Linked DNA regions of Homo sapiens: regions 2 and 3 are each linked to region 1. A link is a contact called in ENCODE Hi-C or POLR2A ChIA-PET data. All regions are on one chromosome and are shown on one strand. Each heading gives the region's core, a stretch centred on a gene start or an enhancer-like site at or near the end of the contact. The rest is flanking DNA. Distances are from core to core; before and after follow the strand shown.

Region 1 (3,053 bases), core at 348-2,847:
CTTGCCTTGGACTTATTTGCTCTTCTTTTTCTAGGTTCTTGAGGTAGGAGCTTATATTATTGAGCTGAGAATTGTTTTTCTAATGTGTGCACTTAGTACTATGAATGATAAATGTCTGTCTCTCTTAGCACCACGTTAGCTGTGTACCACAAACATTGATGTATATTTTCATTTTTATTCAGTTCAATTTTTTTTTAACTTGGAGCTTCCTCTTTGACCTATGTGTTATTTAGAAGTGTATTGTCTAGTTTTCAAGTATTTGAAGATTTTCCTCTTATCTTTCTGTTATTAATTTCTATTTTTATTACATTGCAGTCAGAGAACACACTCTCTATGATTTCAATTCTTATAATTTTTTGAGATTTGTTTTATTGCCCGGGATATGGCCAAAATTGGTATTGATTGATGGTGTTCACCTTTTCTCTTTTTCTTGGTCAATCTAGTTAAAGGTTTGTCAGTATGTTGATTTTCACAGAACTAACTTATGGTTTTGATAAACAACATAAAGATGTTGGAGAGCAAGGAGGCATTGGAAATAAACCAAAAGCTGAGTTTTCATTTTGGCCACATGCTCTTCATAATTGTTTATTTTTGGTTTGAAATAAATAAATAAACAAATAAATAAAGGGTTTTTATGTATGATGCTTGTGCTCTAAGTAATTCGGGCAAGAGTGACACCACTGCCTGCCTATCAGCACTTGCAAAGAAAAACCAATTACTGTCAGCCCCCTTCAAAAAAATGTATCTGCTAAAATTGCTTGATGACATGGAAATCCACACTGAGGTGCTTATACCCAGGGGCAACCAAGTCTCCCCTGCAGCTGGGGCCTATAACCATATTTCCTTCATTTCACAAAAATCAAAAGTTTAGGAACCACGAGGAAGGAGCAAGAATAAACACCACTACAAACCTCAAACCAACAGCGCTGAGAGATTACAGCAGCCTCACCCTGCCATTTGGGGCTAGAGACTGCTCACATTTATTCTGTGGTCAGCGTCCATTGGAAAGCAACGCAGCACACACCACGGCTGTGTTTGAGCTGATATTCACTAACACTGAACTAACTGCATTCCAATCCAAAGACTTCGCAAGTGCCCTCTTTCTTAACTGGGAATCTGGCAGAATGTTATATTTAAATATCAAACGTTGTTAATCATGTCAGCGGTACTTTAGTTTGGATAAAATGTCTTTCCTATTGTAGCTAATTGCTTGAATATCTGCAGACTGATATACTCTTTGTAGACATTTATGCTGTCCTCTTTTTATAACTTTATTTCATTTTCTCTTCATTTCTGGTGTTGACTCAAAGGGCCTTTATCACCTCATGCTGATAATCTGTGCTTTATGGCCGCTGGTGTGATTGGGAGCAGTTGAAGCCGCGTGCAATAATACACACATATAAATATTTGAACAGGAAAAAGAAGGTCTGTCTGATGTAGACCAAGGAAGAAATGCATTTAAACAAATAATGCCACTAGAGGGACCTTGACTCTGAACCACGAATAGGCAGGGTCAGACTTGGAAGGGCACCCTCTCATTGCCCGGCTTGTACGGGTGGGCGCTAGTGCCACGGCCCATTTTAAAAAGCAGGTTCTTCCAGGCCCCATGGCACAGGGAGCCGAGCTGGGTCCATGCCAGCAGGCTTATGACGTCATTGTTGTAGCTTGCTTATTTGGTCAGGATCACTAAAATAATTCCCTTTGAGAAGAATAAATTTGCTCTTGCAGAAAGTTAAAGACCTGAGAGGTTTTAATTAGTTTACCCTGCCCTCGCCTTTGGTCGCCAAACGTTATTGCAGAGTTCAAAGAACATGATGTTGTGTGTCTCCCTTTCCCATTTTTGCGTGGGGGCCTTTTCCCCCTTTTTAGCACCTCCTGTGAATAGTTGAAAATGAGTGGCAAAATGACATTCGACTTAGAAAGTAAGAGCACCAGGAAGCAAAACTGGAGGCAAACACAGCAGCTAATTTCACCAGGCATAGCTGGTGCTGTCCGCGGTTGTCCCTGACAGCGCGGCCGACACAGAACCACCTGTGTTTGCTCACTAGCTTTCCCCAATCTGCGAGAAAATGGCCCGGGCCGGTCACATGGCAGCCAGATAGGCCAGGCACCATGGGAATACAAAAGCCGGAGCTTTTAGCAGAGTTAATCATTAATGCGCCTTTTCTTTGTCCCATTCAGGAGTGCTGACAGGGCTTTGATAGCCTGTATTTGCCATCAGCCGGCTGCAGTCCTAGCCAGGTACTAATGAGACCCCTGGCTCCAGGCTCCCTGGCAGAGCCCAGAGCCCAGCCTGGACCCAGGTGCTGCCATCAACCTGAAGCCTGCCTGCCCCCTGAGCTCCCTCCTGCTGCCCGCTGTGCCCCCACTCCTTAGGCCTTGTTCTGGTTGATCACCCACCTGCCTGGAATCCTGCACGTTTCTGCAAAGCATCTGCCTGAGTTCAGCGAAGCAAGGCTAGGAAATGTGTGATTATAAAGCCCATAATCCTCTCTTCCCCTGTGTCATCCTTCCCCCAGCTAGGAAAAAAAAAAAAAAAATTAGAAAGCTAAGCTGAATTTTTTTTTTGTTTGTTTGGATGTGTACCAAGGATGGATTGTTTTGCCCTAACATCAGTGGGGTGTTTTCTTTCCAAAACTTAGCTTAGAGAGTCACCCACGGGTATATTCTAATATTTCCACTCAGCAAGTAAAATGCAGGTGTCCCTGACAGCAATTTTTTTAAATAGAAAACCTCACCTTAACATCCTTAATGGTAAGTAGCTTGTGTGTCAACATGACTGGAGCTAGGGTGAATGAGAACCACATTAAAACCTTCCAGCTACCAGTTCTTTTTTTTTTTTCTTTTTTCTTTTGTGATGGAGTCTTGCTCTGTCGCCCAGGCTGGAGTGCAGTGGTGCGATCTCGGCTCACTGCAACCTCCGCCTCCTGGGTTCAAGCAATTCTCCTGCCTCAGCCTCCTGAGTAGCTGGGACTGCAGGCGCATGCCACCACTCCTGGCTAATTTTTGTATTATTAGTAGAGATGGGGTTTCACCACATTGGCCAGGCTGGT
Region 2 (3,062 bases), core at 22-2,521, 78 kb after region 1:
TAAAAATATTTCATTTTAATTGGCTGTTGTTTCCTTTGCTTGATTTTGAAAACAACAAACATAAACATGTCCCCCACAGTTCTCCTTGGAAATAGGGTCCCGAGTCTCCCAAACACGACCCCAACTTACAGTCTCTGCCCAGAGGCCGGCGGGTTAACCGCCCTGGGAAGCCTAGGTCTGTTTTCTCAGCGATGGTTGAGCTGGTCTTTATCCAGGGATTCCTGGGAAGGAAAATATAGGGACAGGTTTCAAATAAAAATGGGCTTCCACTACTCCGCCCCCCGCCCCCATCGGAGTCAGCTGGAATGCAGTTATTATGTTTCTGGAACAAGGGCAGCCCTTCGATTCTATCAGGACTGAGGAGGAGGAAGGGAAACAGAGTGACGCGGAGGCCACCCATTCTTTCTCCTCCCCAGAGGAAAAGGAGTTCGAGCTCCTTTTGAGATACCGGGTCGGAGAAGGTGCAGCTCGGGCTGGAGCAGGGTGGACGAGTGTTCGAAGAGGAGAAAGTGCAGGCTGGGGGAGCGAAACGAAAATCCTGAGGTCACTAAATGAGATAAAAGTGTCTCCAGGGCCGTGCCAGCACATCCTAGCCACCACTGGTGTCACCAGCATCCCGCCCCCCATTCTAGCCCCCTCTGTTGTCCCCCATTAAGACTGGTGGGCGTGGCTGCCTGGGTCCCGCTCCCACCGCAGCGGGGTCGCGCTCCCAGTCTTGACCCAAGGCCGTCTGCCTGTTCGCCCGGCCCTCCTCTGCGCGGTGCCCAGCGGGCTCATCCGGACGGGGCCGACCTTGGCACCTGCAGGAGAAACCCTGGACTCGCCAGTGTTACCGGAGACGGGAGAGCGATGGGGAGGGCGGGAGAGGAATACAGCTGACAGAGCCCATGGCGACTGGGGTGGGATAGGTCGGGTCCGGTGTGAACTGGCTGCCTAGGGTCGGTTCCCTGCGCTTTCTAGAATTTGTGGGGGAAAAGCAAGAATGACCGTCCCTCTGCCTCGTGCTCTTTTCGATCTCTCCCCCGACCCCCAGTGACATTTAGCAGGCATTTTCCTTTCGTGGCCTTCTCCACTAAGACCCTTGGAAGTCCTATGTCAGCGAAGTGAGCGTTGGGAGGGGACGAGAAGAACCCCCCGGAGGGCCAACCCGGGTTCCGCGTTTGGCGCATCTCGGCAGCCGGAGCTCGCCAAACCGGGACAGCCCCACGGACCCGCGGGGACTGGGGGCTCGGCCGGCTGCTCTGACGACCTCGGCGCGCCCGATCGGCCCCGGCTGCCTGGCCCCGGGTACCCGGGCACACGCCGCCTTCCCGGAGCCCGAGCACCCGCTCCGGCTCTCGCAGCCTGAGCCCAAGGAAGGCTGCTCTGCAGGTCCCCGGGCCACTCGCGGGGAGCCCGAGCCAGCCCGCCAGCCAGCGGCTAGGGCCTCACCCAGGAATGAGGAAAGGGAGTGCTGCTTTATTTCGGAAGCAGGTCCGACTCTGTGAACACCTAGATAGAGGGAGGCATTTAATTTTTATATGCACATATATATATATTGCAACGTGATTTGTCCTAGGTAGAGTTATTTGTGCCTCAACTTTGATACATTTCATGGTAGAATTAAAGGACAAGGTTCGTGCCTGGGGTGGGGGCGGAAGAGAATAGTGAAGGGGCAGTTTAGATGTTTTTTCTTTTCTAAATGATTCAATTTAAGCAAACACTTGGGGGCTCCAGGCCGCTGTAATTCCAAAGACAATTTTCTCTTGTTTTAATTTGATTTGCATTTTTTCAACGTTGATAATACTCAATTTCATGGCTGAATACACATGTAAACACGGTTAGGTCGTGTTTTTCGCCACTTGCACCAAACAGAATGTCGCTTGTCTCGGTGCCATGGGAGGTTACACGCCGCGTCCTCAAAATATCTGCAAGTTTCTCCTAAATTATTTTTCAAAACTTGGCCTGGAAATTTGTCTGAGCTTCAGAGGTGACGAACTAAAATATATCTAAACTGAATATATCTACTGAACTAGCCAAGGTGTGGGAAGACCTGCACAGACATTGCAAAAAGGAAGGCAGTAAAGGAAACAAATTCCTATTTGATATAGAATCAATCCTATTTTTACCCGGCATTATTTTTCTATATTGTATTAATAGTTTTAAACAATCCAAAAATAACAAAGAAATTATCTTCTCCCAGAAATGTTTTTAATGTGGATTTCATTGCTAGAAAGACAAGCATTGAGAAATATATAGCTATACCTTTATAAGGAGAGGTTTAATTACCACTATTGAGCTATTTTATCAAACATAAAAATTAGAAGAAAATGCAAGGTGAAATTGAGAAATAAGCGTTAGTCATATCAAAACTGATATTCAACAAAATAGCACTGCCAATGACAATGAAAGTAGGATGGTGTGACCTGCCTGTGAGCAGCTACCACAAAACTGTAATGCAAGCATATCACACATTGTTTTGCCCTCAGGACACAAACTAGACAGACATTGTGCAAAGAAATGTTTGGCACCTAATAAATTTATTAAAACTCCAAATACATTTTATACTCCATTTACGAAACTGTGCTGGAAAAAGTGAGGACACACTTTTTTGGTTTGTCCAAGAATACCTTATGTAATAAAATGGCTGTCTAATTTCCAGAGCTACCCTTCATTTAGAAATATATATTTATCTGCTTGCTATTGACTAATGTGGAATATTCAATACTGTGAGCAATATTTCTATCTCAAATCTTAAGAATTTACAAACTACAATGTTTGTTTTATTTTAAAAATCCTTAAAAATGAAAAGAATCCGTGAAAATTCTAAATCCTAAAAAATAAAATAGATCTGTGAGACTTCTTAAAATGCTTTATGCTCCAGGCTGGCTGATAATAGGTAACTGTATTTTAAATTGAGGTGATCTAATTTGAAAAATATCTTTTATCACGTGAAAGGCATTTAGGCAAACAAGAAAAAATTCCATTTGAAAGACAACAGACTTTGAAAGAGAAAGTCGCTTAATTTTTTTAAAAAACACACTCGTGGCAGGCCGACTGTCCAATGTCTGCAAGAAAACTGT
Region 3 (3,138 bases), core at 485-2,984, 86 kb before region 1:
CAGTAATTACCACGGGCTTCCGGCTTTGTGTGTGCCTGTGATGTACCCTTTATCTGTGACGAACACACCATACTCACCTATCATCATTTTTTTTCCGGTCAAATAAACCAAGTACCTCTAAATAGATTCTTTATATTAAAGAAGGAGAAAAGAAAGGAAGGCGTAACAGAAAGACTTGATCCTCTCCTCAAATGAATACATTTGCTAACTCTAGCAAGAATAAGACACAATAAATAATGACAATACACAAGGTAGAAGATGAAAATCAGAACTCTAGATTTTGTAGACTGTTGTCTTCCTATGAGGTTATTCTGTTTTCCAGTGTGTGCGCTCTACAGAGGTGACTTGTCGCCCAGGGCAAGGAGGTGTGTCACTCGCTTACTCCAAGGTGAGCTGGAATCTGTTAGGTAAAAAGCTCCCAGTGCCCAAACAGCCTCGGGCCCGGTGAAAAAAGCCACTCCCAGCAGCTTAAATCTCTCTGATGCAGTTAAACAAGAGGCAGCCTCTGAGAACGTGAGGGATAAAATTAGTACCTGTGTTTGCTTTCCATTCTTTTTGAACAAAAGGAGCTATTTCTGTGTTCTGAGTTTGCAGAACACAGAGGGGATTAAGCAATGGGACCACACAACTCATTCCTTTCAGGTTGGGGGCTGGGTTAAACACTCAGCATAGCTCCCCGGGAGCGGTAGCGCCCACTAGGTTTTATTCCCTCCTGAAAGTTGTGCTATCGGGGTCTTGCTCAGGGGAAATAGAGCTCCACAGCCCTGCTTGTGTTTTGTTTCGGCACCAAATGCAATGCTAGCAAGTTCAAAGCAAACGGTCTGCGAGACAGGCTGCACAAAGAAGAAAAAAGTGGCATTCTTTCAGGAGCTCCTGGATTCTGCTTCCTGTAAGGAATAAAAAATGAAGACTGTTGGCGCTGAGCCTTGCTAGGTTACTGAAGATCTCCCACTTGGAATGTCAGACACATCAGTAAACGACTTGATCCAGAAACAGAACTAACGTAATTCACGCCATTGATACAACAGGACGAGTGTCTCTACCCAACTTCAGTGCTTGTCTTATGAAGAAGAAGACCAAGAAAAAGAAAGAAAGGAAAAGAGAAAGCAAAGAGGCAAGGGAGTGTGGGGGAAGGCAGAGAACACAGTTTCCTTTTCAGTGTGGCTGTCAAATGGCGATCTAATTGTGGCCGGGCTGCAGGAGAGCAGATAGCTTTTCTGAAGCCCGCAAGTATTTCTGCCATTCACCAGGCCGAAGGATGCCACACACAGTCTGTTTGTTCAACATAAGCAAACAGATTGTAAACTGGCTGATAATTTTTGTACTGACAATGTCATTTACAGCTGTCAGCCTTTCGTCTGCCTTGTTTGCTTTATTCAAATATGAACCAAGTGGACCTCCCTTCCAGCGCTTTCTTCTGCATTAAAATCACATCCATTCCCTTCCAAGCTGTCTTATCTAAAATTCATTGGAGGCCAATCAGTTGGCTGAATGCTTTGTTGTTTCCATGGAGGCAAGAAGTCTAGTGTGGACTTTCGGGGATTAGGAAGTTTCAGATTTACAGCCTTGAAGTGCGTGTTTCTTTCAGTTAGCTTCTTTTGATTGCAAAGAGGCAGGACATTTAAATATAATTTTATGTCTGAACCAGGAAGCAGTGCTTTAAAAACGTAATCATTCTGGTTTGTGGCTCCCTCTTGCCAGCACTTGGCCTTACTTCTTCTGGTTTAGTCCTTGGAATGTGCCACCCTCGCAGCATGGATTGGCATTCTTCCTCTGCCCCTAGGTCATGACGGCTCCTTGGCCAGCGGGCACTGCTCAACTGCACCTCTTCTCTAAAATCCTGGCTTTGATCCTGCAGCCTGTCAGGGTGTCACCCACAAATCTTGAAGCCTCCTCTGTTGTGAGTGGAGGTTGCAATACCTTCTGTTAAATAATTCACATCGGACTGGCTGTCTGGTGGCAGGCAGGCAGCTGCAGATATTGCCACTTTGCTCAGAGAGTACAGGCACAGTCTCCTTAAAAAAATAAGCCAGTGGCAAAGTTGCCTACTTCCCTGCACCTGGTGCTGGTGAGAGTTCCTAATTCCAGGATGTGCTTAACTCTGAACTTCAGCCTCATATTTTAAGGGCAACATCAAGAAAAAAGTGATGTTTGTTCCTGGGGATGGGGAGCCTTGCTGCATTCTTGGGAAAAGAGTGTTCTTTTGGCAAACGTGATTTCTGGTCTCTTACTCAAACAAGGAATATCTTAAAATCATCCATGATGTATTGGGCAATTCATTACTTACACTGAAGGCTTTAAAACATAACATCACTGGTACTCTGATTTGACTTTTGACTGTGGCAATTTGTTTAAGTTTGTTTCCCAATGCTTAAAACGGCATAAAGTTAATCAACCTCAGTAAGTGAATATTGAGAATATATTATATGTAACAATAAATTCATCACAAAAACTTTTATATATTTGGGATAATTTCAAGTTGCATCCCAACTGAAATTTGCTGTTTTTTTCTTTAGATTTATTGCAACCAATCTCAAATATTTGTTTAGTATCAACTCTTAGCTTAGAATACATAAATCCTACTACAGGTACCAAATGAATATTACTCATGAAGTCATTTGAGAAAAGTTTGAGGTAGTGTCCAATCTCATGCTAGGTGGAATTTGGTAGAAAGTATGTATTTTTTAAAAGTTTCAGAGAAAAGAAGACTCAATAGAGGTTGCCACATGGGGGAATATTCATTCTATCTATTTAGTCAACATAAGAAGCATACAATACTATGAGGAAGCTGGTAATTTTATGTGATAACAAGCTGTGCTATTATAGAATAGAATGTATTAGTTGCACTTATGTGAACTAATGTGTTGTATGGACTGTGATCTGGTACATAGGCCTGCCTATTCTTTGTTTCGTTTTGTTTTGTTTTGTTTTGTTTGAGACAGTCTCCCTCTGTTACCCAGGCTGGAGGGCAGTAACACGATCTTGGCTCACTGCAAACTCTGCCTCCTGGGTTCAAGCGATTCTCCTGCCTCAGCCTCCTGAGTACCTGGGATTACAGGTGCCCATCACCACACCTGGCTAATTTTTGTATTTTAGTAGAGACAGGGTTTCATCATGTTGGCCAGGCTGGTCTCGAAC

The links. A loop is a pair of places that touch in the nucleus more often than their neighbours do. ChIA-PET counts read pairs that join two places held with the same protein, here RNA polymerase II (POLR2A). Pooled maps may share reads with other maps.
Region 2: a loop to region 1 is called in a map of body of pancreas, with 1.9 times the contacts of the local background. The contact joins two enhancer-like sites. A Hi-C loop is called at or near these places in 3 of 168 maps with a recorded cell type or tissue (HepG2, body of pancreas and pancreas) and 1 of 50 pooled maps. POLR2A ChIA-PET finds 5 or more read pairs at or near these places in 6 of 52 experiments (A549, Caco-2, HepG2 and 2 more).
Region 3: a loop to region 1 is called in a map of Caco-2, with 5 times the contacts of the local background. The contact joins two enhancer-like sites. A Hi-C loop is called at or near these places in 1 of 168 maps with a recorded cell type or tissue (Caco-2). POLR2A ChIA-PET finds 5 or more read pairs at or near these places in 4 of 52 experiments (A549, Caco-2, HepG2 and 1 more).

Annotation. Positions count from the first base shown.
Region 1 is chr20:22,488,899-22,491,951 of GRCh38, forward strand. No RefSeq gene overlaps it. Among named protein-coding and RNA genes, the nearest start is that of LINC00261, 88 kb to the right of the region's middle. Within about 2 kb of position 1,598, at least 10 of the 41 ENCODE cell types and tissues checked have a DNase peak (open chromatin) inside an H3K27ac peak, as active enhancers do; they include body of pancreas and pancreas, where a contact is called at or near this core.
Region 2 is chr20:22,567,665-22,570,726 of GRCh38, forward strand. It overlaps LINC00261 (long intergenic non-protein coding RNA 261), which reads right to left. Exons shown (of 4, transcript NR_001558.3): 2 at 130-221. Among named protein-coding and RNA genes, the nearest start is that of LINC00261, 9.4 kb to the right of the region's middle. RefSeq lists enhancers at 188-1,006, 1,007-1,824. Within about 2 kb of position 1,272, at least 5 of the 41 ENCODE cell types and tissues checked have a DNase peak (open chromatin) inside an H3K27ac peak, as active enhancers do; they include body of pancreas and pancreas, where a contact is called at or near this core.
Region 3 is chr20:22,402,782-22,405,919 of GRCh38, forward strand. All of the region lies in intron 1 of LOC284788 (a long non-coding RNA gene), which reads right to left. Among named protein-coding and RNA genes, the nearest start is that of LINC01427, 120 kb to the left of the region's middle. RefSeq lists enhancers at 1-2,381, 1,011-1,120 and a silencer at 3,130-3,138. Within about 2 kb of position 1,735, at least 4 of the 41 ENCODE cell types and tissues checked have a DNase peak (open chromatin) inside an H3K27ac peak, as active enhancers do.